Regions from separate parts of the Homo sapiens genome. Here region 1 is linked to region 2. Evidence: read pairs that join two places in POLR2A ChIA-PET (ENCODE). Cell type or tissue: MCF 10A. All regions are shown on one strand. Links, peaks and the distances in the headings refer to the core of each region. The heading gives the core; the rest is flanking DNA. Region 1 overlaps GTSCR1 (Gilles de la Tourette syndrome chromosome region, candidate 1). Region 2 has its middle 72 kb from the start of GTSCR1.

Region 1 (15,517 bases), core at 5,545-10,544, 55 kb before region 2:
GCCTTCTTTAAATAAACAAATTCAAACAAGTCAAAACCAAAGACGGTCAAGGAAAATAAACGTGTTGTTATAATTAGGTAATGCTTTCATAATTCCATTTGGATATTTTCCACAAACTGCAAGTAGGTTAAATCCCCAAGTAAAATCTACATTCCTCCCAAATGTATGATTCACAGGTGTAGCTGCAGCCTAAGGGAGAGGGCATCTTGCTGATGCAGCCAGTCCCCAGGAGGTCTGCATTCCACCCTGTGCCAGGTCTCCCTCCATAGCATTCCAAGAAATACCCAGCCCACCTCAGAAAGAATCACATAGCATCCTTTCTGAGAAAATAATAAGCCAAACAATTAAATTAGTTGACAGCAAATTTCTCTTCATTTCATTGCAATCTGAATGTGAATTTTCAAGTTGTCTAATAGATTAAAGCGCTCATGTTTGCATCCCTATGTTATCTCCATTGATTTTACTCTTGTCATTAGTATAATGCTTGCAGGACTGAGCCAAAACATCTGGAAAAAAGCAGAAGATTAAGTATGGATCTCCTCTAAACTTTTGTTTACATCTCACAATTTTTTTTAAAAAAAGCACATTCATCAACACAAAATTTTGTAACTAAATATTACACAATAAATTAAATAGCAAACTTGGACTACTTTCAATTAGAACTATATTAATGCAACTCAGTTCACAGTCCCCATTTTACTTTGTCAGATCAGAAAAACTCATCAAAATGGAGACCTGCAAATAAGAGGAGGAAGAGGGAGGAGAGAGAGCACAGAAATCTTCCAAGTGGCTTCAGTGACAGAAGGGGAGGAGTCACCACCTGCCATTTGCATGGAAGTGTTTTTGTTCCTCTGGTTTATTGCTCCTATTTATGCATGCGTGTGCAGGTATGTATTAGCTATACCAGAATTTAATTTTCTGTATATAATCAACACATCCCACAAAAGGTTTGAAATAGGTGCCATTCACATTAAAGAATGTACATAAGTCACTCCTAAAAGCTGAGAACTTTCTAAACACACAAAAAACGGTACCTAGTTGCAGAAGTTGCCCAGAATGTGGTCACCAATGATTGGACAGTCAGAATCAAAGTAACTCAGGAAAGAGGGTTTATTTCTAGCCACAGAGGTCCAGAAGGCATAACAGAGAAAAGGGGACTGAGAGGACCCTGACGTGATGTTAAGATAGGTGAAGAAATGTGTAGAAAGAAGACAAATGACAACTAGTTGAAACACAGGAAAAAAAAAAGTACGTGATTCAAACATTTCAATGTGGTCACCATTATCTTCACTACTTCTACTAGTATTTATATTATTTATGTACATTAAGGACCTGTATTGGAACACATTCAAGGCAAAAACTTAAAGCAACAAATGAAAACATTAGTGTGATTGGAGCAAATGTTTTGTGAAAGGAGTACTAATCAAAAATAAGGCTAAAAATAAAAACTGGACCCAAACTTTGGAGACTTGGAAATCCAAAATAATAATGTGTTTAGATTTTAACCTATAGGTAACAGGAGTCATTAAAGGGTTTTATGCTGTAACCTATGTAAAAGAGATGTTTCTGAAGTATTCAATTGGTAGTGATGTTAGGAGGAATAAAACTGGGAAAAGGAGACAACTTCAACCAAATAAATGAGGTGTGTTCATTCCAATGCAAGACAAATAAAATTTTTATGAAATTCTCTACTTCGGTTTTGAAAAAGACAAATGGATGTTGACAAATCAAGGCATAAAACAAAGTTGGAGGCATCAGGGTCAGAAATATGTCTGTGGTATTTCTTTTAGTCAAACAGTTCAGAGGCAGGGCCCTGTTCAATAATTAAACATTTGTTCTCAATGCACTCTATTGTGCCACTCCAGAATATCCAGGAAGCAAAAAAAGATGATTGTAGGTCACTCAATTTCAATTGGAAGGAATTTTGACCAATGAAGTAAGCACACAAGTAATTTCTCCCAAAATATTGCAGAGTAGCTGGAGTCAGTGCTGTGAGTGCAGCCGAGAGCAGTGAGGGGCACAGTCTGTGGTGGCAGGCGCTTTGTCCTACGTGCTGCTGCACATCAGGATTCCAAATCACACACTTGGGAGGGAGCTGACACCTTATCCTGAGACGACAACACCAGCATGTCCAAGGTTTCTCTTGCATGGCTGTGACCCAGACGGGACAACTGGTCAGGCACAAAGCTGAGATTTCTGCTAGGGTCAGTCAGACCAGGAAACACTGTTTTATTCCATGCTGCTCAGGGCCTCAAAGAGCCTCATGCTTACCCAGCTCTACCTAACACCTCCCATTCTCCAAAATGATCTGGCAACACTCCCACTAATATCCCTGCCATGGCATCATCCCCACTTCCATCTGACTATATCCCTTCAGGTATTAGAAGGGAAACAACCTATTTATTTTTAATTAATTATGAAAAATAATTAGTTATTTATACCATCATCTCATTACATGAAGGACTTGAGCCAGATTTCAGAGATATGTATAAGAAAATGAGATAATAAATAAGTCAGAAATTTGAAGAAAAAAGATGAAGGAAGGAAAATAAGATGATAGAAATAAAAGTCATAAAAAGATGATATTATAAAGTATATATTGAAAATCCACTGAGTAGGGCTCATTGGAAGAGACTAGATATTAAAGCTTTAGAAACAAGTAAATATGAGATTGGTTGATAAGTCTATGGACCTGTATTCACTGCAGGTCATTGGAAGAACTGAACTGAAAGTAAAACATAAGTCAGTAAAATGCCCAGAATAGAAAGAGATACATAGTTAAGATAAATGAGAAAAACTAAGCAAAGCCTGCTATCGTGATTGTTGAGAAAGAGGAATCATGATGCCCTGCATTCTCGTGGGGACAGGGACCCAGCAGAAACAGCTCTGCCACAATTCACAAAGCAGGTGGGATGGTGTGGAATTTGAAATTTTACCAAGATGTCTATGGCTACCTTGTCCAGGTCACAGGCTGGGGAATTTAAGTCTAAAATTTTGCCAATTTCTCTCTGAGCCTCTTGGCAACCAAAACAAAGTAAAGAGGAAAATCATGAAACTGTAGCAGCATTTCACAAACTGGTATCTGCTTAATGCTGTTCTGTCAGATCATAATTGAAATGCCCACATACCACACACATGATGTAAGAAATATTGGCAAATTCAGGATTTAAATAAAGTTAATGTTTGTTTCTTCTTAACTGTTCAATCACACACAGCCGTTAATATGATGATTACCATATAAAGGGGCCAGAAACTTTTTCCATGTGCCACTTACCAGTCTGCTTAGAAAAAGACTGCAGAACACAGTCTGGGGAGTAATGACTTAAAAAAATTAATGGTGGAAAACCCTCAAAAAACTGTGTATAGAAGAAATATACCTCAACAAAATAAAAGTTACATATGACAGATCCACAGCTAGTATCATACTGGATGGGGGAAAACTGAAAACTTTTTCTCTAGTATCTGGAACATGACAAGGATGCCCACTTTCACCACTGTTATTCAACATAATACTAGAAATCCTAGCTAGAGTAATCAGACAAGAGAAAGAAATAAAGTGCATCCAAACCAGAAAGGAAGAAGTCAAATTATCCTTACTTACAGATGATACAACCTTGTATTTGGAAAAACCCAAAGACTCCACCAAAAACTATTAGAATTTATTCACAAATTCAGTAAAGTTGCAGTATACAAAGTCAACATACAAAAATCAGTAACACTTCTCTGTGCCAACAGTGAACAATATGAAAAAGAAATCAAGAAAGTAATCCCATTTATGACAGCTACAAATAAAATAAAATACCTAGGCATAAATTTAACCAAATAGGTGAAAGATCTCTGCAATGAAAACTATAAAACATTAATGCAAGAGATTGAAAAGGACACACAAATATATAGAAAGATATTCCATGTTTATGGATTGGAAGAATCAATATTGTTAAAATATCCATATTATCCCTACCCCAAAAATCTACAGAGTAAATGCAATTCCTATCAAAATACCAATGATATTCTTCACAGAAATAGGAAAACTATCTTAAAATTTATATGGAACCCCAGAAGACCCAGAATAGCCAAAGCCAACCTGAGCAAAAAGAACATCACTGGAGAAATCACATTACCTGACTTCAAATTATACTACAGAGTTATGATAACCAAAATAGCATGGTACTGGTATAAAAACAGACACATATATCAATGGAACAAAATAGAGATCCTAGCAGGAAATCCATACCTTTACAATGAACTCATTTTTGACAACGGTGCCAAGAATATACATTGGGGAAAGAGTCTCTCCAATAAATAGTGCTAGGAAAATTGGATATTCATATGCAGAAGAATGAAACTAGATCCCTATCTCTATCCACATACAAAAATCAAATCAAAATCCATTAAATACTTAAATCTAAGACCTCAAACTATGAAACTACTACAAGAAAACATTGGGGAAACTCTCCAGGATTGGTCTGGACAAAGATTTCTTGAGTAATACCCCACAAGCATAAGCAACCAAAGCAAAAATGAACAAATAGGATCACATCAAGTTAAAAAGCTTCTACAGTAGCAAATGAAATAATCAACAAAGTGAAGAGACAACCCGAAGTATAGGAGAAAAATATTTGCAAACTATTCATCTGACAAGGAATTAATAACCAGAATATATGAGGAGCTCAAATAACCCAACAGGAAAAAATTCAATAATCCAATTTAAAAATGGACCAAATATCTGAATACACATTTCTCAAAAGACATACAAATGGAAAACAGGTATATGAAAAGGCACTCAACATCATTGATCACCAGAGAAATGCAAATCAAAACTACAATGGGGTATCATCTCAACCCAGTTAAAATGGCTTTTATTCAAAACACAGTAAATAACCAATGCTGGCGAGGATGTAGAGAAAAGGGAACCCTTGTAGACTGCTGATGGTAATATAAATTAGTACAAGTACCTCAAAAAACTAATAATAGAACTACTATATGGGCCAGCAATTTCACTGCTAGGTGCATACCCAAAAGAAAGGAAATCAGCATATCTAAAAGATATCTGCCCTCCCATGTTTACTGCGGCACTATTCCCAATAGCCAACATTTGGAATCAACCTAAGTATCCATCAGTGAATGAATGGATCAAGAAAATGTGGTACATATACACAATGGAGTACGATTCAGCCATTAAAAAAAAATGAGATCCTGTCATTTGCAACCACATAGATGGAACTGGAGGTCATTATGTTAAATGAAATATGTTGGGCACAGGAAGACAAACTGCATGTTCTCACTCATTTGTGGGAGCTAAAAATTAAAACAATTGAACTCGTGGAGATAGAAAGTAGAATAATGGTTAACAGAGGCTGGGAAGGGTGATGGGGATGGGAGCAGGAAAGTGGGGATGGTTAATGGGTACAAAAGTATGATAGAATGATTAAAATCTAGTATTAGATAGCACAACAGGGTCTATAGTCAATAATAATTTTTTGTACATTTTTAAATAAATGTGCATAATTGGGATGTTTGTAACACAAAGACATGATACATGCTTTCGGTGATATATACCCCATTTGCCTTGATATGAATATTATATGTTGGATACCTGTATTAAAATATCTCATGTAGGCCAAGCATGGTGACTAACTTCTGTAATCCTAGCACTTTGGGAGGCCGAGGCAGGAGGATCACTTGAGGCTAGGAGTTTGAGACCAGTCTGGGCAACATGGCAAGACCCCCATCTCTATAATTTTTTTTTAATTTACCAGGCATAGTGTCTGTAGTCCCAGCTACTTGAGAGGCTGGGGCAGAAGGATTCCTTGAGCCTGACAGGTCACTATCCTGCTGTGAGCCAGGATAGCACCACTGCACTTCAGCTGGGTGACAGAGTGAGACCTTGTCAATAAATATATATAATGTTTATATATATTATATATAATGTATCCCATAAATATGTACACCTACTATGTACCCATAAAAATTAAAAATTAAAATTAAAAAAGATGAACGGCCAAAAGAAAAAAAATGTTCAGGAAAAATTTAGTTTTCCTTAGGAATCAAGAATTAGGAAACACAGCATTCTTTCATAAAAAGAATTGCACAACACATTTTCCATAGGGAATATGTTCCAAGTCCCTCAGTGAATGACTAAAACTTTGGATAACACTGAACTCTTTACACACCATTTTTTTTCAATACAATAAAGAAGACAGCTACTAAGTGACTAACAGGGGGAGGTAATATCTACATTGAGGATACACTGAACAAAAGGATGACTCATGTCCCAGGTGGGATGGAGCAGGACAGCATATTTCACCACACTACCCAAAATCAACAGGGAATTTAAAAATGTATGAATTGTTTATTTCTGGAATTTTCTACTTAATATTGTTGGACATCAGTTGGCCTCGGGAAGCTGAAACCACAAAATGTGAAAGTGCAGATGAGAAGGGAGGACTACATTTATGCTGGGAATCCCCATGAAGGTCTCACTGTGTGTATGGAACACAAAATCCACAACCTCGGCCCTACAAAAAAATGTCCTAATAGCATTTCTCTGACAACATCCCTTGACATGGTCACATGCATAACACTGAAGAAAATATGTACATGTAGTTAAAAAAAAAAAACAGGATGGGTGCAGTGGCTCATGCCTGTAATCTCAGCACACTGGGGAGGCTGAGGAGGGTGGATCACCAGAGGTCAGGAGTTCGAGACCAGCTTGGCCAACATGGTGAAATCCCATCTCTACTAAAAATACAAAAATTAGCTGGGCATGGTGGTGGGCACCTGTAATCCCAGCTACTGGGGAGGCCGAGGCATGAGAATTGCTTGAACTCGGGAGGCAGAAGTTTCAGTGAGCCAAGATGGTGCTACCACACTCCAGCTGGGGGGCAGAGCGAGACTCTTGTCTCCAAAAAACAAACAAACAAACAAACAAACAGGCCAAAACTATTGTCTGATTCTCTAAATATGTGGTTTTCTAGTGGTCTAACTTGATTCCAGAGTTCTAAAATTTAGAAAAATAAGAATAGATTGTCACATGCACTTCAAGTAATCTTGAAGAGATGTTCTAACCTGATATCTAAGCTAAGATATCCTACAGCTAAGAGTTAAAGCTCTTTGGAAAGCATTTGCAGATAATCTACAGCACTAATTAAAGACAGATTGATTTATTTTGTGCACAAACAAAAAGACTAGGATTTTAATCCCTTAATAAAAGTTTTGGATTTATGCTTTAATAGAAAGCTCTGAAACTTGTCCATCAGGTAGGTAAAGGAAAGGTTGGCAGAAAAGGTCAAGTATCTCAACAGCAATATCAGATCCACTGAAACCAAAGGTCTCAAAGTTTTGCATTATAGAGCTTATAAATAAGTATTTTATACTAGAGAATTTTTAAAGCAGGTGTTATAAAATGCCCATTTAAACCATTTAAAACTTCTTTCCAGATTGCAGTCAAAGGACATCTAATTTTAGTGAAGGTAACTTCTTGGTGTACCTCCAAGATAAATTGAATACAAAATGTAATCCCAAGTAACTAAATGAGTTAACCTGCTACATAGGATTTTAGTGATAAGCCAATTATATTTAGAGACTGCCTGCCAAAAAATAATGACTAGGTTTTCAGAAAAATTGATCTTGAGCCGTTCTTACTGATGCAACTTTGAGAGCAGGGCCACATGCCTACTGAGGAATGGCCAGTTTCTGAGAGTCACACCTTGTTGTCAGCACCAGAAGAGTCTCCCTTTTCAGTCTCATGTCAATAAAGCATCCAGCATTCAGAACAGTGTCATGGCATTGAGAAATAAGATAAAAATAGAACCCTAATATGGTTCTATTTGCCCCTTTTAAAATTGTTCTTATCAAAGAGAGTGTTCTTACTCAGCTAGACATGTGTGGGGGCTTCTATCTGAGCCTAAAGAGCTGACCAGGGCCCAGAGTGGCAGCTGTTATGAGCTCTTAACCCAAGTTCATTCTTCCCTGGTGCGGAGTCAAAGACTTACCTACCATCTGCAAGGAACAGACCTATCTGTCTTACATTATCCTCATACTTTGTGCATTGTCTAGTGTTAATATTGCTGTCCCTACTTAACAGGAAGCCCATGCTAAGCTGGAGCCAATGGCTAGAATCAGTCCACATGAGCTTCCTGCCTACCTTGGCAGAGATGATCGTGAAACTATGCCCCTGCCTCCCAGCATCACATGAGATGCTTCTTCTGACAGAGCATAACCAATTTCCCCATTCTGCTGCAACTGTCAGTCTTTAGGCCTCATTCTGTGATTCAGGGCCCCTGCTATTATTATACCAGGAATCAAAGAGTGACAAGAAAAATAATCAAAAATATATTTTGTCTTTTAACAAAATAAGAATAAAATTATGTAGCAAAAGACAACACACGATGATGTTAGCACTCAGAAATGGGTTTTTTGCAAGTTGATATGCCGAAATATGTCCTGAGGCTTGTCTTGGATAAGATCTACATACTGGTCTCTGGCCAAGTTGCTGTGAATCATTGCAGGAGACATTGAAATCTAGGTTCTAATCTTCTTATACTCCTCTGTAAAAGCAGCCTATCACACAGTGCTCTTGAGTTCTTTGAGCTTCTGAAACAAGTGAAAAGGAGACACTGTTGTACTGATACTCTCTAGGGAGTGAATTGCCACCCCCAACATGCTATCTTCCTTCTTATTCATCAATGCCTTCTGTACAAAATAAGCCAATGATAAACCCACATATGTTGAGCTCCTGTCAAATTCAAAGTGCTCTGCCAAGGAGGAAGGATAAGCCATTCGTCCCACACTCAGGAAGCTAAAAGGCAAAGTTGGGGTAATACATTTTATATATATATATATATATATATATATATACACACACACACATATATATACACACACATATTATGTATATTATATATAATTATGTATTATATATTTAAAATATATTATAAACATATTTTATAATATATGAAAAATATTTTTAATAAATATAATTATATATTTTATAATGTATATATATTATATATTATGTACTATATGTATTATTACCCCATATATATGATATATAAACATATAGGTTTTGGATTCAGCCTTGGGCTTAAATCTAGGCTTCATCACTTGCTGCCTTGGTCACTTTGCTTAACCTTAAAGTATGGAAGGTGATCAGCAGAGTGTTTGGCCCAAAGTAATTCCTTAAGAAACTGTAATTATTATCTATAATATATCCAGAAAGTGAGGGGACTTTGAGGATCATTGTTGGCCTAATATACATCAGTAACTATTGTAGACACATATTTTATACATTGACTCCTTGGTAAGTCTACTTAGGCTGTACGGAGGTGTGTGTGTGTGTGTGTGTGTGTGTAGTCATCCCTTGGAATGTGGCAAAATTCCTATAACTTGTAAATATTATAGCAGGACTGGGTTCAAACCCTGACTCTATCTGGCTCAAAGCCAGATACCACCACAGAACACTGGTGCTACAGTCCGAAGCTACCCCGTCCAATATGGGAGCCACTAGCCAATATGGCTATTTAATTTAAATTCAAATTAGTTAAATTAAAAATCAAGTTCCTCAGTTGCACTGGCCACACTTCCAAGGCTCAAAAGCCACACGTGGCTTATGGCCACAGTGTTGGATAATAGAGACAGTAGAACATTGCTATCAGCACCGAAAATTCTACTGGGAAGCACCAATCTAGATAAAAAGATGAACACAATAAACATTTTTCACTGGCCAGAAAAATGATGGTATCTGTTAAGTTAAAGCAATGATAGAATGAAGGAAGTGATCATTCTGTATCCCTGAGTGGGCTGTGATAGTCATAGTTAAATAAAACTCTCACCTTCACCTTTAGGTCTCTATTATGCAGGAGTTAGGAAGCAACTAAGCTCCTAGAAGTTGCTATTATCTGTCTGGTTAATATGCTTTCATCAAGCTCAGAGAAGCGTTCTGTTAATGTAAGTTTGTCTCCGTTTCTTCAGTAAACTGTTACCAGTGAAATAAAATTGTGTGGAACAGTCAAACGAGGTGTTAGGAATGTCCCTGTGCACACATGTGAGTATCAACTCCTTTGCAAGTTTGTTCAAGCTGTTAGCTCTTTTCTTTGGTGCTCAGTTAGATACTTGTTTGTGCTTTTTCTACTTAAAACAATAGTAGAAATGACCAAGTGTTTGAATTAGCCTCCTTTTCAAGAGTTCAGTTTAGCCAGGTTTTTAAAAAATTACTTATAGAATAGAACGTTCATTTCACTTTTATTCACTTGCTTAATCAATAAATATTTGGAAAAAAAGAAATATTTGCTTATCACCTGCTCTGTATCTATCTGCTGCTGGGCTGGATGCTATAAGGATGCAAAAATTAACCAAAATAAACTGGGCCCCTAATGCCACGGCGTTTAGAGTTTTTGGTCTTCTCTCACCATAAAATATTTAGATTTTACTACAAAAGATAAAAAAAATGTATAGGAAATAATTTGACTTACATAACTTAGCAAATAATGACACATCCCAAGTATGACAAATTAATCACCACTGGAATATAAATTCTTGTTCACCATTCTCTTTACTCTTCCTTACTATGCCTCTGTCTTATACTACAGGCCCTGTAAATATTACACTTATTCTCAGAGAAAATTCGGGTATAAAGTTATTAATTTTTTTTTCACAGATGGAAAGAAAGAAGTACAAAAAAAAAACCCCACAATTATTGTTTCAAGTTTATACACTATGTAGAGATCCTAGAAATAGAAATCCTGCCTGGCAAAGAAAACCAGAACTAGACAGAGGTTAAGGTTAAAATTGTGAACACAGATTCTATTCAGGAACAATTGCAAAGGAGAAAGAAAACCAGGTTCAATTCAAATATAGCATGGACAAGTGGAGATTTATAGCCAAGGAGGAGGGTGAGGTCAGTGGATGGAAAATTACTGAGAGGAAACATCAGATGTAATGGGAATTCTGGCTAAACTGACTTCATAGGATTCTTGGTGAAGGTGGGCCAGGATGATCACATACCACAGGTTATGGGGATGAAGAATTTGATTGTAAAACCACATTCAGATATTTGAAAGTCTGCTTTCTATGTCACTACATTTAAATTATAAATGCAAGTGAGTTGTTACCAACGCAGCATCCTAAAGCTGAGTTAAGTAGCCACGAAGATTCTATGAGTAAAAAGCCTTTCATTTTATCAAATTTGGCCAAGAAGGATTCTTTAAACTGTGAGCCTACAAAAGCCGATGTGATTGAACATTGTTTCATGGTCTATGCAGTCAATTTGTGTTTTCCTTATGGCCTGAAGACAAGTGGCCATGAGCAGTGAACATTTTTGACTGGAGTCTAAGAACCCGTATTGTTTCTAAATGCAATCTAATGGAAAATTCCACTGGGAAAGAAAATCACAAGTCAACCTAAACCAGTAAGATAATATTAAAAGAACAGAGAATGGACAACAACAATAACTTCATTTTTATGTAACACTTATCTCTATCATGAAAAAGCAAATTGTCTTAGTATTGTCTGAAAAACTTGGAAGACTAAGAACATGCTAAGCAAGAATTAGTCCTGTTAAGAACATTCAGAACAGAAGCTGCCAATCTTAATAGCAACTGTTCTTTTCAAAAACTGTATATTCAACTTTCTGTGTATTTTGACTTTGGTTAGAAGAGGTAAGAAAATAAGAAGATGACTACCTATTTAAATATGAAATAAAATAATGCAACAATTGTGCATTTCTTTCTTTCCCAGGACCTCACACAATCACTTCAAATGCTGCCATCAAAAAGGAGAACATTTTGGTATAGGAAGCAGATCGATTTGTAAAGATCAGGATGTGGTTTGCAAGAGATATAGGTTCTACATTCATTTTTCTATGTGAAAAATACAACAGTTATGTTGCATTGACTATAGAAGGCAAGACAACTAAAAGAGACCCACCAGATTTCTCTTCATGGGTCTAATTTTACCCTCAATTTTTCCTTTTCTAAATATGAAACTTAAATTTTTGTCTTCTTCCTTTAAACACTCTTGGTCATACATCAGCGGTTTCCAAGTCAATACTTTGCCTCCTTAATTTCAAATTCATCAAGCTTTAAATTGATTTTGAAAACTTTTTTCCATTAAATAAATGTTTTAAACTCTTTCTGGCCAATTAACTTTGTTTGCTCCCAAATAGTACTTACTAGGGTAGCCCTTCTTATTCATCTAATCATCCTGTCATCATAAAATTCTAGTATTATTTTCTAACAGTTGAGTACAATGCATTTTCCTTCCCCCAAAGAATTCACAATTGACCTTAAGAGGCAAATGATACACACATATTATGGTAAATAAAAATACAAATCAGTAAATTACACATTCACCAAAGACTTTTTAAGAATGGTGTTTACTGGACAGCCAAAGTAATCAAAAAAGTCTATTTTTAGAAAAAGTGCACTTAATTGGGTTCTAAACAAAGGAAAGACTAGAGAGGGAAGACATTCTATACAAAATAAAAAGAGAAATGATAACTGTTAGGAACAAAAGCAGAAATGACATGCACATCTTATATTTCAGAAGGCAGTGACAAGCCAATTTGGCTATAGGGAAAGGTTTTCAAAACTTTCTTAATCACTGAGTTTTACTGACCTTCTTTCTAGAATGTTCAGGACTGGCAATAACTTCCCCTCAGTGATGTAAGTACATTCATGTAAAAAAAAAGTATTAGACCCAGAGAAAATGTTTATTGTTTCTAAACAATATTTCTGTATTTCAGGATCTTCAAAATCCAGGTAAGAAACACAGTGAAGAACTCATCTACTGCAAGCTTGGCCCCATCCATCAGTACCAGTGAAGAGAGACAAATCAGGATAGAAAGACATCACTACCATCTCTATGGTCAGTGATATTATGGACTAATGAATAAAAATAACTGCTTTACACAGGATTCTACAATGTTCTACAGTGATTTCACATACTCCTTTCATTCTTGCAATGACCCAAATTTAAGTGTTGTGTTTAAACCGAAGTTAGGCACACGTTAATATCTCTACTTTACTAATGAAAAAAACCCGAGGTTAAGTAATTTATCCTTGCTCGTCTTCCTGTCAATGACAGAGGCATACTTTTTATTTTTATTTTATTTTTTATTTTTTTTATTATACTTTAAGTTCTAGGGTACATGTGCATGACGTGCAGGTTTGTTGCATATATGTATACATGTTGCTGTGCTGCACCCATTAACTCATCATTTAACATTAGGTATATCTCCTAATGCTATCTCTCCCCATTCCCCCCACCCCACAACAGGCCCCAGTGTGTGAAGTTCCCCTTACTGTATCCAAGTGTTCTCATTGTTCAATTCCCACCTATGAGTGAGAACATGCGGTGTTTGGTGTTTTGTCCTTGCGATAGTTTGCTCAGAATAATGGTTGCCAGCTTCATCCATGTCCCTACAAAGGACATGAACTCATCCTTTTTTATGGCTGCATAGTATTCCATGGTGTAGATGTGCCACATTTGCTTGATCCAGTCTATCACTGACGGACATTTGGGTTGCTTCCAAGTCTTTGCTATCGTGAATAATGCCGCAATAAACATACGTGTGCATGTGTCTTTATAGCAGCATGATTCATAATCCTTTGGGTAGATACCCAGTAATGGGATGGCTGGGTCAAGTGATATTTCTAGTTCTAGATCCTTGAGGAATCACCACACTGTCTTCCACAATGGCTGAACTAGTTTACAGTCCCACCAACAGTGTTAAAGTGTTCCTATTTCTCCACATCCTCTCCAGCACCTGTTGTTTCCTGACTTTTTAATGATCGCCATTCTAACTGGTGTAAGATGATGTCTCACTGTGGTTTTGATTTGCATTTCTCTGATGGCCAGTGATGATGAGCATTTTTTCATGTGTCTGTTGGCTGCATAAATGTCTTCTTTTGAGAAGTGTCTGTTCATATCCTTCGCCCACTTTTTGATGGGGTTGTTTGTTTTTTTCTTGTAAATTTGTTTGAGTTCTGTGTAGATTCTGGATATTAGCCCTTTGTCAGATGAGTAGATTGCAAAAATTTTCTCCCATTCTGTAGGTTGCCTGTTCACTCTGATGGTAGTTTCTTTTGCTGTGCAGAAGCCCTTTAGTTTAATTAGATCCCATTTGTCAATTTTGGCTTTTGTTGCCATTGCTTTTGGTGTTTTAGACATGAAGTCCTTGCCCGTGCCTATATCCTGAATGGTATTGCCTAGGTTTTCTTCTAGGGTTTTTATGGTTTTAGGTCTAACATGTAAGTCTTTAATCCATTTTGAGTTAATTTTTGTATAAGGTATAAGGAAGGGATCCAGTTTCAGCTTTCTACATATGGCTAGCAAGTTTTCCCAGCACCATTTATTAAATAGGGGATTCTTTCTCCATTTCTTGTTTTTGTCAGGTTTGTCAAAGATCAGATGGGTGTAGATGTGTGGTATTATTTCTGAGGGCTCTGTTCTGTTCCATTGGTCTACATCTCTGTTTTGGTACCAGTACTATGTGTTTTGGTTACTGTAGCCTTGTAGTATAGTTTGAAGTCAGGTAGCGTGATGCCTCCAGCTTTGTTCTTTTGGCTTAGGATTGTCTTGGCAATGCGGGCTCTTTTTCGGTTCCATATGAACTTTAAAGTAGTTTTTTCCAATTCTGTGAACAAAGTCATTGGTGTCCTGATGGGGATGGCGTTGAATCTATAAATTACCTCGGGCAGTATGGCCATTTTCACGATATTGATTCTTCCTATCCATGAGCATGGAATGTTCTTCCATTTGTTTGTGTCCTCTTTTATTTCGTTGAGCAGTGGTTTGTAGTTCTCCTTGAAGAGGTCCTTCACATCCCTTGTAAGTTGGATTCCTAGGTATTTTATTCTCTTTGAAGCAATTGTGAATGGGAGTTCACTCATGATTTGGCTCTCTGTTTGTCTGTTATTGGTGTATAAGAATGCTTGTGATTTTTGCACATTGATTTTTTATCCTGAGACTTTGCTGAAGTTGCCCACTGAGCTACACCTACAAAGTGCATGCTGAAAACAATGCAATGAAAATCAGGGTGTTTCCCCCTGGAAAAATCTATACAATTTAAGAGTGAGAAAGAGAGAGGGAGTGGTAGACTCCTAATTAAATTAAAGTTTGAAAGGTTTCTTAACTTTCTTAAAGACTAATAGCATAGCAGAGACTGATTTTCAAAGGGGATCATTAATTTTCCTTAATTTTAAACTAAATCTCAAAGTATATTTTATTCATATTCAGAAAAGGATAAATGGAAGATCAAAAAGCAATAATGCAGACCTCACCAGTGCCCAGCCCCTGAGGGAACCATTGCACTGCATTTTTTATGTCAGCCGACCTTTCCTTTTTAGTATTCATGAAAACTTAGCAAATAATCAATTGAATTGATTTCAGGGACATATATCCATTGCTTCCTGCCTGAAACGTGAAGCTCAAGCATGGTTATCTGACACAGGAGTGCCCTTTCATTCTGTCTTCTGTAGGAACAACTGTACAGAACAAGTAAATGAGCGACCCAATG
Region 2 (15,517 bases), core at 3,440-8,439:
TCTTTCCTATATATTCTAGAGGTTTTTGCTTTGTGGTTTCTATGAGGTTATATGAAACATCTTAGAGGTATAAAGGTCTATTTCAAGGTTATAACAACCCAATTTCAATTACATACAAAACCTTTATACTTTTAGTCCCCCCTCCACATTTTGTTTTTGATGTCAGAGTATACATCTTTCTAAATTCTGTATCAATTCATAAATTATAAGTGATTTACATATCACCATTACAGCATTAGAGTATTTTGAAGTTGACTGTGTGCTTATCTTTACCACTGAGTTTTATACTTTCACGTTTTCATGTTATAAGTTAGTGTCCTTTCATTTCAATGTGGAGAACCCCCTTTAGCATTTCTTGCAAGGCAGTTCTAGTGGTGAGCTCTCTCAGCCTTTTTGTTTTTCTGAGAAAGTCCTGATTACTCCTTTCTTTCTGAAGGACAGCTTTGCCAGGTATTCCTGGGTGGCAGTTTTTTGCTTTCAGCACTTTGAATATATCATTTTATTTTCTCCTGGCCTGCAAAGTTTCCACTGAGAAATTCACGGAGAGCGTCATGAAGGTTCCCTTGTATGTGTCAAGCCTCTTTTCTCTTGCTGCTTTCAAAATTCTTTGCCTCTGATTTTTGACAGTTTGATATAATGTGTGTCAGCAATATCTCCTTTGGGTTTAATTTGTTCGGGGGATTTTGAGCTTCATGTACTTGAGAGCCATATATTTTCTCAGATTTGGGAAGTTTTCAGCCATTTATTTTTTAAAAATAAGCTTTCTGCCCCTTTCACTTTCTCTCTTCTCTGGCATGTCCACAATGTGATTGTTAGTTCTTTTGATGGAGTTCCATAAATTCCATAAGCTTCCTCCATTCTTTTTCATTCTTTTTCTTTTTTCTACATTGACTGGATAATTTCTAAGTTCTGGGGTACATGCACAGGATGTGCAGGTTTGCTACCTAGGTAAACGTGTGTCATGGTGGTTTGCTGTACCTATCAACCCATCACCTAGGTTTTAAACGCAGCATGCATTAGTTCTTTTCCCTAATGCTCTCCCCCATCACCCTCCTCTGACAGGCTCTAGTGTGTGTTGTTCCTCCATTCCCTGTGCCCACGTGTTCTCATTGTTCAGTTCCCACTTATGAGTGAGAACATGTGGTGTTTGGTTTTCTGTTCCTGCATTAGTTTGCTGAGGATAATGGCTTTCAGCTTCATCCATGTTCTCTGACTGGATAATTTCAAATGACCTGTCTTCAAGTTCACAGACTTTTTCTTCTGCTCAATCAAGTCCACTGTTGATTCTCTCTACTGCTTTTTTCATTTTCATTGTATCCTTCAGCTGCAGAATTTCTATATGATTCTTTTTTACGATTTCTGTCTCTATATAGAACTTCTCATTTTGTTCATGTACTGTTTATTCTGACTTTATTCATTTGTCTGTTTTCTCTTGTAACTTGCTGAGCTTCCTTAAAATGATCATTTTGAATTCTCAGGCGATTCATAAATCTGCATATCCTTGGATTTGTATACTAGATCATTATTGTATTCTTTGGTGGTGTCATGTTTCTTTGATTTTTCATGTTCTTTAAAGTCTTGTGTTGCTCTCTTTGCATCTGAAGAGGCAGTCACTTTCTCTAGTGTTTACTGACTGGTTTTGGAAAGTGAATACTTTCACCAGTCAGCTCAGTTAGGAATTCTTAAACTGTCTTAAACCTTTTCTATGAATGTACACAATCCACACCTCTTGTTCCCTCTTGAGGAGAAATCTTGTCTTCTCCAAACCCCACAAAACCAGGTCAGATGATGAGAGCCCCCTGTTTTCCCTAAGGTTGTGTTCTATAATGCTCAAGTTTGTGTGCCTTCTCCCTGTCCTACAGAGTTGAGGAAGCTATCTTTGTGAGACACTTGAACTCTCAGTCCTCAAAGGTGCACTCAGTGACTGGTGGGGGCAGAGTGAGTTGTCCAAAGAATTTGGGTTGCCCATGGTCCAGTTGGGGTTTTCTGCAGGCAAGGGTGTCCCAAGCAGCTCATCAACTGACCTCCTGATGGAGTCTGTAGAGGGGTTAGCAGGGTTCACATCCTATCTTTTCTGTACCCATTCTCTCTCAAACCACTCAGCCATGCTAATCATCTCAGTAATCTGAATGAGGTGAGAAAGAAGTGGGCAAGTAGGCCTGTTGGGCAGAATCTCACATAGCTCAGAGAGCTGGGTGCTCGCTCACTGCAGTCTCACTGTTCTCCATGGGAAAAACTGTGGGCCTTACTTGTCACTGAGCTATGCCACCTTAGGGGAGAGGTGACGTGGTTAAAGTGAAATTGTTCTTTCTACCCTTTTGGTTCAACAGTGTGCTGAAACTTTTCCACTGGTCTCCTGAACTCCCACAAAGTACTCTCATCTATGGGTAGTTATCAAAATCAATGCTTCTGCAGGGAATGTTGGTAGTAATCTCCTATTCTGCCATATTGTTGACATCCATGAATATATGAGCATACATACAGAAGCAGTTACACTCATTTTGTTAGTCTTTTTTTGCCTTGTTATAAAGAAATACCCAAGACTGGGTAATTTATAAAGAAAAGAGGTTTAGTTGGCTCATATTTCTGTGGGCTGTACAGGAAGCATAGTGCTGGGCATCTGCTCAGCTTCTGGTGAGGCTTCAGGAAGCTTACAATCATAGCAGAAGGCAAAGGGGAAACCAACATCTCACATGGCAAGAGTGGGAGCGAGAGAGAGAGGGGAAAGATGCTACACTCTTAAACAGCCAGATCTCATGAGAACTCACTATCAAAAGGACAGCACCAAGAGGATGGCACCAAACCATTCATGAGAAATACGTCCCCATGATTAAATCACCTCCCACCAGGCCCCACCTCTACATGAGATTTAGAGGGGACAACATGCAAACTATATCACTCATGGATTTAGATAAAGAAATAGGCTACATGCATGTTTGGCTGGTCTGTCTATTGCCATGATTCTGAATTAACAAATCATAAGCACTAAAAGTAATTCTCTTTTCCTGAGCAGCCACTTCTCTTCCTGGTCTGAGTACCATGCTTCAGGTTTGGGGCATAGGACTTACCCAGTGATACTTAAAAAAAAAAAAAAAAAAAAAAAAAAAAAAGTGGCTCTCAAAGTCAAGTCCCCAGGCAAAATCACATGGGTACTTCTTAGAAAAAATAATTTCTCAGACTGTACCCTAGACTAACTGAAGCAGAAACTCTGGGGTTGGGGTCCGGTAGTCCATATATTAACCAGCCCTCCAAGTATTCTAATGCATGCTGAAGTTTTAAATTCAGTATTCTAAAGTATGAGGGAAAAGTTGTACCAGAACTTTCTAAAACTATCCCTAACCCCGTGGCTTCTGAGAAACCACACCCCCCAAATTCACAGTCTTGCTATCAGTAGCAGGCCATGTGTAAGTACTTGTCAGCACCAATCCACCTCCCCTTGTGACAAGCTTCAAAGGCAATAGTAAAGCTTCAATAAAAAGTTATCCTTTCTAGTCTATACCCTTTGCAGTGACCATATTCATGCTGGTAAACACTGTTTTTACACTAAAAAGCAAAGTTTCTCATTTTTATGAAAACCCAATTATACTTCAGCAAAGAGCTATTTAAAAATGGTTTATTTTTTCAAATGTGTTAGCAAGCCAATTCCTGTTATTAATATACTTCATGTGCCATAAACATAAAATACATGTGTGTTTCTGAAGATGCATATTATAATTATCTATGTATAAACTATCACTATGAGAGTAGGTCATTTTTTTTCTGGCCACTGCTATTGGAAAAGGAAACATCGATATTGGCTCTATGGGGAAGACATGGGGAAGTAATGAGTCTCTTTCTATGACTTGGGGCAGGAAGTTTGCATCTTGTTTTTCTAGGACTCCAGAAAATAAATTATTCTGGAGACTTCAAAGTCTGTATGAATAGGTGAGTGTAGTATATATCTGAAAGATAAGCTTATCCTATCAAGATGGTAATTAATTTTTATTCTGGCTATCATCTGGATTGATCAAATTTTGAATGTAAAGAATTGCCTTTTTCTCATTTTAAATGTTAAAACTCATCGCAGTGGGAAGTATTATAAACTCCGTTTAATGTGCTTCCTTTACAACTTAAGCATCATTTTTGTCACATTAAAATTCATTTCTTTTTACTAAGATAAAATTAAAAAGAACTCCAGCCGAATATAATTAAAAACTTGGACTACATATCTTCCAGGAACCAGGTGATTTCTGCCCTGTGGGGAGTCCTATATTCTTACCTACTGTGGATAAGTTCGTAAGTGCAGTTGAAAGGATCCATGTTGATTATTACATTCTAAATTAGCCAATATTAGCACTGTGCCAAATAATTCACATAGCATGGTTTCCATGTTAGACAATCAATTACAGTTCAGATGAATCCATGCGAAAATCTATAGTTTTTACTTAGGATCACAGTTTTTGTAATTTAACATATTATTACAACAGAGCCTTCAAAAGGTCAGGTAGAACAACGGAGAGCAATTTCCAGTTTGTAAATGTTCCTTTATTGTCGCAAGAGGGTGACTATATCCATGTGCTTGATAGAATCAAAATTCTAATTTATTTTGACATTCACCTAACAGCACACTTAAAGTAGAGAGCAGTTTTATCCAAAAACCCATTGAAAATTAATACAATTTTAGCATGAAGATCTGTGCCTCTTTTTGAATTTTCTGTGTTAACCACCTCATTGGGAGATTGCAGAGCTACAGAAAAAACACCACAGAGAGACCACACCAGGTAATTGAGTACCTGCCTGGTGGCCTAGTAGAGAGAGTTTTGTATTTTTTCAAATTTGAGAACTTAGTAGTTTCTTGCTGCCCCCAGGAGTTCTACCTATTGCAATGGCAAAATGAGCTCATTCCAGAAAATTCTGTAGTTTTTCTTCTCCATACCAATGCATTAGATCTGAAGAAACACCTATTATTTTTCATTTATTTTCTATTTATTTTATTTTATTTTATTTTGAGACAGTGTCTTGCTCTGTCGCCAGGCTGAAGTGCAGTGGCATGATCTCGGCTCACTGCAACCTCTGCCTCCCTGGTTCAAGTGATTCTACTGCCTCAGCCTCCCGAGTAGCTGGGATTACAGGCAAGCGCCACCATGCCAAGCTAATTTTCATTTTTTTAGTAGAGACAGGGTTTCACCATGTTGGCCAGGATGGTCTAGATCTCTTGACCTCATGATCTGCCCACACTGGTCTCCCAAAGTGCTAGGATTACAGGCGTGAGCCACCGTGCCCAGCCTGTTTTTCTTTCAATATGTACAGTATATTTTAGGGTACCAAACTAAAAGGTTAAATTTAGTTCCTAAATTTCCCAATTCAGTAAAAAAGAAAAGCAAACATTTTTTTCAAGCATATTGAATCTTGTTATACATTGTCATGTAATAGTAACATTGACAAGTTTTCTCCAAGATTTCAAAATTCACAATCATCAAAATCATATTATTGAGTAATCTGAAAAGATACGCCCACTGAAACTATATATCCACAACAAAGATGACACAAAACAATAAAAGTGACTAAGAAAATTAATTGGACTGTGCAAGCTGATTCTTGTTATTTAGGGCAGGGTGTTCTAAATATCAACTTAAATGTACATTGAAATTACATAGACACAGATGTCCTGTTCTCACAATTTAATATTTAATCATCAAAGCCTCTCCTTGGAATTAAGGCATCATCTGAGAAAGCTCCTGTTAAATACCTACTTCCCTGGGGTTAAGAGAATAAGTATTATTTCCTAACACATTAGCTGGTGTTTTCTTTTGTAATGGCTGAGAACCAGATTCATAAATAAAAAGACAAGTGTAAAAAATGTAGACATGGGGGAGAGAGAATGATCAAGACCATCAGGCCCAATTTGTGAGAGATAAGCTCAAAGGGATACTTCACCAGAAGGTGTGAATAGCACAAAGGCAGAGGGCACTGCCAGAGAAAAGAGAGGAAGGCAATTTCCCTTCAAAGGCAATGTACTGTAGAGGATGAGAGCATGGGGGCCAGGGCCAGAATGCTCCAGTTCAAATCTCACCTCCTCCACTTAATAGATGAAGGAATAAGAGCAAATCTCTTAACCCCTCTGTGCCTGTTTGCTTCTTCTGTAAAATGGGAATAATAGCAGCCCTCTGCAAACACACACTGGGTTGTTGGGGGAATCAAAATTTTAAAGCCTTAGGTCAATACTTGACATGTGATAGCAACCACAGAAATGTTTGCTCTTATATTACCTGAAGTTGTTCATGTCTTAAAATCAAAGATATATTTTCTAAACCTACTATACAGGTGAAAAGGAAAGAGCCCATCACTGTATTTGGTTTTATTGCTGCTGCCATTTTTTTGAGTGTTTGGGTAGCAGCAGCATCTTGGTTATATTAACTCCAGCACACTGGTGAAAGACGTGAGCCACATGGAAAGCTGGTTGGGTTGAGTTTACCTGAGTAGCTTAGATAAATAGTTCTACTCTCTGCTATTCTCTGGAAGTGTTCCTACTGTATTGTAGAAAAAAGTAGCCAAGGCAGCTTGAGAAAGTTGATGTGCCTCCCTCAGCACCAAGATGCTAGCAGGGAGTAATTTGGGTACAAAGTAGCATTAATTCAGCTCATTAATTGCTCAGAATTACTAACTAAGCTCTCTTCAACTGCTGCTTTGTCTCTTTTATTTGTGTTGTGTTTTTATGGTGGTTGCTTTTTCAGGAATTTGTACTTTGAATTTAAAAAGTCTAAAACGCTTAAGAAATATTTCAATAAGTTCTAGAGACCTGTGCAACATTGTGCCTGTAGTTAACAATACAGCATTGTGCACTCAAAAACCAGCTGAGAGAGCAGATCTCATATTAAGCCTTCTTAGCACAATTAAAAAATTAAAAGAAATATTTCAAGAAAATGCAATGTTTGTAAATTGTAAATATATACTAAATAATAAATATGTAAAACAAATATATAGTAAATATGAAGGTCTTTCCCTTTGTTCTACCTAAAGAGTTTAGAATTCTGCCTTTTAAAGACAAATCAGGATATCCTTAGCAAACTAACACAGGTACAGAAAGCCTAATACTGTATGTTCTCACTTCTAAGTGGGAGTTAAACGATGAGAACACATGGACCATAGAGAGGAACAACACACGCTGCGGCCTAGCAGAGGTGGAAGGTGGGAGGAAGGAGAAGATCAAGAAAAATAACTAATGGATACTAGGCTTAATACCCGGGTGATGAAATAATCTGTACAACAAATCAAATCATCTATACAAAAACCTCCATGACACCTATTTACCTGTGTAACAAACCTGTACATCCTGCACATGTACCCCGACCTTAAAATTTAAAAGAAGAGGAACAAATGGAGGAGAAATGAGTTATGAGTTATCTATAGCTGTGCAACACAATCGTAAAATGTGTACCATATGCAAAATATACATTTGGGGAAAGCAGATATCTTTTATAATGTGTAATTCACTGAATCCATTTATTGATATTTACTCAATGTTTATTGAGTGTCTTTCATGTGTTGGATGCTGTCACGGGCGCTGGTGATACAGCCACGAACAGAACAGACAGACCCCTGCCAGCAGAGGCTCATACTCTAGGGAGTGTATCTACCTGGGTGCCAGGGATAGAGGGATGGAGGTTGGAACACAAGAAACAAAATAAGGGAAATGCCTAACATAATAGATGATAATAATATCTACACAGTTAATATTGAACATGCAAGGGGAAAGGGGAGAACCCAAAGTTTTATGTAGTAGGAGGAAGTGCCAATTTTCAATAGGAGGAAATGAAGTAGGCCACAGTGAGAGAAAGTGACATTTGAGCAGACTGGCGAAGATGGCAGAGAAAGCTGTGGAGCTATCCAGGAGGCAATCAGTCCCGACAGGGGGCGCTGCAAATGCACGCATCCTGAAACGGTGCAGGCCTGGGGTCAGGGAGGTGGTGTCCCTAGAGCACAGCAAAGAAGGGGTTGAGTATTAAGGGATGAGGTCACAGAATATCGGGGCAGGCTTGTGATATAGGGCCTAAAATGCCACTGTATAGATATCACCTTTACTCTGAAGGAGGTGAGAAGCCAGCAAAGAGTTGTAAGAGAGAAAGGGAGTTGCTGGACTGTTGTTCCGGGGTGAAGGGAATCAGACCAGGGTGCAGTGGCAGAGATAGAAGCAGAGAGAGTACAGCCACGGTTAAAGGATGGAAGGCAAAGAGCATGGTACCACTGCTGGCGGGTGGATAAATGTGATGATGAGAAACAGTGGAAATTCTCTTCTGACTGCATTTATTTTCTTAATAAAATAATAAGCACAGTCACCAATAAAAACATATATGGATAAAAATACCCAATAATTTACAAATTTACACAGATTTTCTAGTAACTTCTGTATTTCTTGAAGAAAGTTTGAAAGCTAAAGTTCAACATCAGAAATACAACCTAATAAAGTTAACCTGTCCAAAAATCCAATTATGATACTGAAAAAGCTAATAGTAAGGCAACCCCCCCATAGAGGAAGGACAGATGAAGAGACATTATGGGAAATTTGCAAACAGTGACAAGCATAGGTGATGAGGATGGCATACACTTACGTCTCATCTAGTACAATGGTGCTGTGTGTTCAGTCATCTCATTACTATTTCTGAGGTCTCGACTATGAAGCAGAACACAGGATATTGGCTTTAGCTACACAAGATAAAAACAGCGGCGTTTATATGCAATAATTTTTATCAATCAAAACAATTACATCCTAATTGTTTAATTCGGTTCCTCTTCTCTTCACATGAAATAACCTTAGAGATAATACGATAGAAACTATTCACAACGTGAGAAGTCCACCATGGCCTGTTGCCTCGTGGTCCCCAGCCTTGTGGGAAAGTGTAATGTGCGCTTCCACAACTCCACTGCAGAGTGGTGTACCCTCCATGTACACACAGACAAATTCTCCCAGCTCCCTTTTGCAACACAGCACTTATTGGGGCTTAGTTCTTTCAGGAAGAGGCATTTCTAATCCTCACATAAGTTTAATCAGTATGAATATGGTTTTGTTGCCTCCCTCATTTACTTCTTATTTCTTGCAAATAAGATAGAAAGGTAGAGCCTGATTTTTTCCCAAGCTCCTACATATTAGTCATATGCATCTTTAAAATTAGCCTGCAGAGTCATTTTCTTGTCATTCTATAATTAGAACTCACTTACCGTCTTCCAAATGCCCTCAGACACTGCTTCCCCACTCCTGTGTTGTCAAATTGCTCACGTAGCCCTCCATGGGAGCTACACTAACAAGTTTTTAAAGCAACTTTATATGGAGCAGGGGTGTCCTATGTAATACTAGGGATCTCCAAATATAATTACCTACTATAATTGTTTTATTGCTGCTGCAATAAACTATATCGGTTTTCACTTGTGATCTATACAAGTTGTGAACTATACAAGTTTACACTGTATGAGCTAACATAATTCTTGTATGTTTGCCTCAGAATTGACCACGCCATTGCAAGAAAAAATATGGAAATGGCAATTAATTCATTAAATTACTTCTTATAATTTACTTGCCACATATTTGTGATTTTTATATCAGTGTTGTACTTTTTAAAGTAACTTTGTATTTTAATATATATTTTGTTAACTTCCCCATCTCTGCCACCATCATATATAATTAAATCAAACTGTAAAATATCTGGTCATCATCACTTCATTTATGGCTGTCCAGTTCGTCCTCAAAAGATAAAACTATTAAAGAGTTTTCTGCTGAGACTCCACAAAAATGGGATTTAAAAATAGATAATTAGATATCCGAATGAGTCATGGTGATTATTTCCATTTTTCTTTAGTCATTAATGAAACTCGAAATAATCACATTCGTGGCTTTGTCCATATGATCAGAAACATTTCCAGGCAAATAGTAAATTTCTTAAACAGTATTTGGGTCTAGTAAGGAAAGAACTTTGGAATTTTTAAGGTCAGAATCAATGAACACATGAAGACAGAATAGAGTCAAAAGCTTGTTTCGGCAGTTTCGATCAGTCGGTCTTTTAGAGATGACATATTTTAGAACACCAAACACACATTTGTGCCAGCAGAGATTTTTAATTAGCTTCCGGCTTAACAGCAATAATGGAAGGAGCAGAGCTTGGGTCACCACTTAGTGTGTTTGGCTCCTTTGAAAACGGACTTTTGTTCTCTTTTGAGCCATGGCATTGACTGCCCTGCATCTCTCCATAGGAGTTTTGCAGAGTGACAAATCAGCTGTGGCACAAACAGTTTCTAATTAACAGTGACAGGATATTGATGGGGGTAACAATTGCTTGATAAAGGCCAAAGGAAAGTTTCAGGGACATGAACTTTCCATTACATTCAGAAGTGATTATTCTCTCCAGATTTTAGCTTGATCATTACCTTTCTGTCACAAATATTGGAAAATCCCTTTTTAAAAATATGTTACTGTTGGAGCTCAGTTGGAGGAAATGATGAAAGGTCACCGATCAATGATCATTCTTACGATGAATCAGCTCTTCTACTTCTAGCTAAATTTTATAAAATGCACTAATTACAAAGTTGTGAAATAACCAGTAACTGGACAGCTTTCCCCCTGCGCCACCCACCCCCAACAAAGGTAGTATCATGTTCTGAATTCTTCTGCCTCGATTTTTTCCTATTCCTTCTGACACTACTCTTTATTTATCTTTACGTTTTTTTATTATGAAAAATTTCCATTGGGCGCGGTGGCTCACACCAGTAATTCCAGCACTTTGGGAGGCCAGGGTGGGTAGATCGTGATGTCAGGAGTTCGAGACCATCCTGGCCAACATGGTGAAACCCCACCTCTACTAAAAACACAAAAACTAGCTGGGTGTGGTGGTGCACGCCTGTAACCCCAGCTACTCGGGAGGCTGAGGCAGGAGAATGGCTTGAACCCAGGAGGCAGACATTGCAGTGAGCCAAGATCACGCCACTGCACGCCAGCCTGGCAACAGAGTGAGATACCATCTCAAAAAAAAAAAAAAAATTCAAACATACAGGTGTAGACAGAAGAGTATTTGATATAATGAATAGCCACATACGCATCACTGATCTCCAAAGGATTTTCTTTCTTCCTCACCTTTTAAGTTCCAGGGTACATGTGAAGGATGTACAGGTTTGTTCCTTAGGTAAATGTGTGCCATGGTGTTTTGCTGCACAGATCAACCCATCACCTAGGTATTAAGTCCAGCATCCCTTAGCTATTCTTCCTGATGCTCTGCCTCCCCCCATCCTCCCTACAGGCCTGAGTGTGTGTTGTTCTCCCCCATGTGTTCATGTGTTCTAATCAATCAGCTCCCTCTTGTAAGTGAGAACATGTGATGTTTGGTTTTCTGTTCCTGCATTAGTTTGCTGAGTATAATGGCTCTCAGCTCCATCCATGTCCCTGCAAAGGACATGATCTCATTCTTTTTCATGGCTGCATAGTATTCCATGGTATATGTGTACCACATTTTCTTTATCCAGTCTATCATTGATGGGCATTTGGGTTGATTCCAAGTCTTTGTTATTGTGAATATTGCTGCAATGAACATACATGTACATGTATCTTTATAATATAATTACTTATATTCCTTTGTGTACACAGTAATGGGATTGCTGGGTCAGAAAGTATTTCTGCCTCTAAATCTTTGAGGAATTGCCACATTGTCTTCCACAATAGTTGAACTAATTTACACTCTAACCAACAGTGTAAAAGCAATCCTATTTCTCCACAACCTCACCAGCATCTGTTGTTTCTTGACTTTTTAATAATCGTTATTTTGAATGGCATGAGATGGTAGCTTATTGTGGTTTTGATTTGCATTTCTCCAATGATCAGTGATATTGAGCTTTTTTTCATATGTTTGTGGCCACATTAATGTCTTCTTTTGAGACGTATCTGACAGTACTCTTTAAATAGTGTGATGCCGATAATGAAAATAATAAGTAAACAATTTCCTAGTCCCAAGTAGCTAGATTGCTTAAGGTCCCTTAAAGCCAGCTACTCTAAAATTAAATGAGTCCCCAAGCCATTTCACAAACCCCAGAGGGAGTGTCTGTTTGATTTCCCAAATTCCCTCTATTGAATATTACAAAGCCATACAGGAAATATTTGATTCCTGCTTTTTTAGATAAATATAATCATTCTCCTGACAAAAACTAAGAATTCATTCCCAATTATACAAAGAAAGATCAGTCCACCCTAAGTTGTTCTAAAAGTAAACTTTAATTGAAAAATACAGCTTAGAATAGTAACTGGACAACTGTGTTTCATCAAGCACTCAGGTTCTGAACTGACTACAACAACCTCCTCAAGGAGGAGGCATGGAAAAAGGAAATCAGTGTGGTTAAACTTCAGAAACCTCCCTGTCTTACTTTACCCAAAGAACTTCACAGGTGCCAGTCAAAGCATTTAGCAATTGGTTCCCATAGGTACTCCCCGGTCAGAATGAATACCTCCTCTATATAATGGTGTGAGCCCATGGGTGCTTATCGACTATCATCAGCCTTACGTTAACCCACTTGCATTGATTTTGTGTACTGGGCGTGAGGTTCCAAGTAAAGTTAGTAAAAACTGTTCACTGATAAAAAGAAAAAGTTTTAGAACTATGTATATATAAGATGAAAGGTGTCCATTTTGACCTGCCACAAATGAGCTGTTCAGTACCCAGTGAGAAGTTAATAAATGGCACATAGTATATAATGAATTTCTTCCATTTATTGATAAAACCTCAGCAGCAGAAGGCACTTTAAATACTGACTAGTTCAACTATCCTTATGATACTCAAATCTCCTCCATACTATCCCAGCTAAGAAATAACTAAGCTTAGAGACGATTTCAGAGGTGGAGGCATCCCAGGGATGAGGAATAGCAAAGGAAAACATAGGAGCAGGCCTAGCATGTTTGAAGAATAGCAAAAAGGCCAAGTTACCAGAGTGGAATGTTGGGATAGAAGGAATAGAAGACATGGTTTGAGGCAATGGTTGGAGCAAGAGTTGGGGGGCGAGCCGATATGTAAGGCTTTGTAAGTCACAGAAAGTAGTATAATTGTTCTTCTGAATGAGATGGAAGGAGGCTTGGAGCAAATGAGTAACATAAGCTGACAACTTTTAAAAGTATCAACTGGCTGCTGTGTAGAGGACAGACTGAAGAGAGGAAAAGGTCAGAGCAGGAAACCTGTGAGGAGGCTATTTCAATAATCCAGACAAGGTTTGATGGAGAACTAAACCCACAGCATTAGCACGGGAGATAGCGAGCAGTAGTTAGATTCATAAGATTTTTTTTAGTACAGCCAAGAGAATTTCCTGATGGACAAAATGTAGTCCCTGAAGGAAAGAAAAGTAAAGGATGAATCCGAAGGTTCGTCTCAAACAACTGGGAAGGTTGCCATTTACTGAGGTGAGGGAGATTAAGGAAGGAACAGGCTTACTGGGGTTTTATGAAGAGTTCCATTTTGAATAAATTTAGTTTCAGATATCAAAAATAGCATGTAGGCCAGGTACAGTGGCCTCCACCCAGGGCTTTGGAAAGCTGAGATGGGAAGATCACTTGAGGTCAGGAATTCAAGATCAGCCTGGGCAACATAGCAAGGCCCTGTCTCTATTAAAAAAAAAAAAAAAAAATTAAGGACAAAATTTTTTTCAAAGGGAGTAGAATATGCAATCTGGCGCTCAGGGGAGATGTCAGGTTTGAAATTTCAATTTAGAGTCATTGAAATACAGACAGTATTTAAAGCCATGAGACTAATGAGATTAGCTTGAGAACAGCATCTCAGAAAAGAATTACAAAGACTGAAGCCTGGGAACTCCACCAACTAGAATTGAGGAAAATGAGGGAAAATAAGCAAAGGAGACTGAGAAAGAATGGCCCAAAAGTTGGGAGGTAAACCAGTGTTTGACGCCAAATGAAGACCATGTTTCAGGGAGTAAGGACTGATCATCTGTCAAAAATGCTGCCCTAGCTAAAGATCTGAGAATCTAGCATGGGATATAACAATGCAGAGGTCATGGGGGGATTCACCACAGCAACGGTAGGGGCAGCACTGACAACCTGACAGAGTGGGAGGAAAAAAATGGAGAGACTAAATATAAATGACCTTTTCAAGATTTGCTGTAAAGGAAGTTTATCTCATTTTATAATGACAAGATTGCAAATAGGTGGTATGAGACCCAATTTGGCTGTTGAGGAAACAGAAGCTCTGAACAATTAAGTTAACAGTCTAAGGTCATGGAGCCAGTCTTCAGAGGTGATAGAAAAGAGAAGACTTCCACCGTATCATACATATACAATTTTAGCATCTCCCTTTCCATTAAATTAAAACAGTGCTTGCAAAACTATCCAAAAACATCTATAACCAATAATGTGAACTTCAATCTCACTCATCTCTTCTTCGTCTTGTACTTGTGGTGTTGTTTAGAACTTATTTTTTTATTTTTTTGAGACGGAGTCTTGCTCTGTTGTCCAGGCTGAAGTGCGGTGGTATGATCTCAGCTCACTGCAACCACCGCTTCCCGTGTTCAAGCAATTCTTCTGCCTCAGCCTCCTGAGTAGCTGGGATTACAGGGACGTGCCACCATGCCCGGCTAATTTTTGTATTTTTAGTAGAGACAGGGTTCACCATGTTGGCCAGGCTGGTCTCAAACTCCTGACCTCAGGTGATCCGCCCGCCTCAGCCTCCCAAAGTGCTGGGATTACATGTGTGAGCCACCACGCCCAGCCAGAATTTTACTTTTGTACTAATCAATTTTCATTCAGTTACAGCCATTGCATTATTCTTGCTTGTAAACTTTTGGAATCCTGATTCTGTTGTTATAGATTTGCTACTTTTCCCTATTCTATGTAATATAAATAAGAGAAATAGATGTAATTGTTTTTGTTTTTTATAAGGATTCAATGATTTACACTTCATTTCCATTTTTCTTAATCAATATGTAAATATCCGGAGCTTTTCCATCTGACTAACCTAAAATTCTTACATTGTTTTTTAAGTGTCATTCTTACCTGGACAATACTGAAGAATTCTGGGTCTTTCCATATATCATGAAATATTATTTTACTTAAAAAATTTTAAGTGCAGGCATTACCATCTATCATCCTTCCAATTTTAAAAAAGGAAAAGAAAATTGCTTTTCTTCATATGTGAAGAAATATATAATTTTTGAGTTGCATTACCTCCTCATAGCCACATAACAAAACATACCTCCAGGAATTTGAATCAATTGATCCACTTGGGGTCAGTGGGAAAGTGTATGCCAAGAACAAAGATTTGGTATTGAGTAATATTGAACTGTTCGTTCTGCCCATAATTAGAAATGGAAATATTTGTTTTCTGAAACTCTTTCAGATAAATAATAGTAAAAATCTTCCTCGGCATGGGCTGCATGCACCCCTCACCCCCTAACCCATACATTCATCTACAACAACAGAAGTATATGCATGGAGTTTATCTAAAATATTTGTAGCAGGGTTTTGACGTGCTCACGACTCCTCCAATTTTCTACCAAAATGATTCAATTA

Evidence for each region. Peaks named below come from ENCODE experiments on the same cell type or tissue, not always from the same donor. Only the 100,000 strongest peaks of a DNase experiment are listed, where the experiment ranks them.
Region 1: POLR2A ChIA-PET joins it to region 2 with 6 read pairs; 5 of 35 experiments call an interaction of 5 or more read pairs at or near these places.

The regions. Positions count from the first base shown.
Region 1 is chr18:70,627,915-70,643,431 of GRCh38, reverse strand. It overlaps GTSCR1 (Gilles de la Tourette syndrome chromosome region, candidate 1), which reads left to right. Exons shown (of 3, transcript NR_160904.1): 2 at 709-887; 3 at 12,743-12,913. Among named protein-coding and RNA genes, the nearest start is that of GTSCR1, 15 kb to the left of the region's middle. In MCF 10A, for the core only: no CTCF peak of the experiment used is centred there; DNase peaks (open chromatin) are centred at 6,211 and 8,481.
Region 2 is chr18:70,571,063-70,586,579 of GRCh38, reverse strand. No RefSeq gene overlaps it. Among named protein-coding and RNA genes, the nearest start is that of GTSCR1, 72 kb to the left of the region's middle. In MCF 10A, for the core only: no CTCF peak of the experiment used is centred there; no DNase peak of the experiment used is centred there.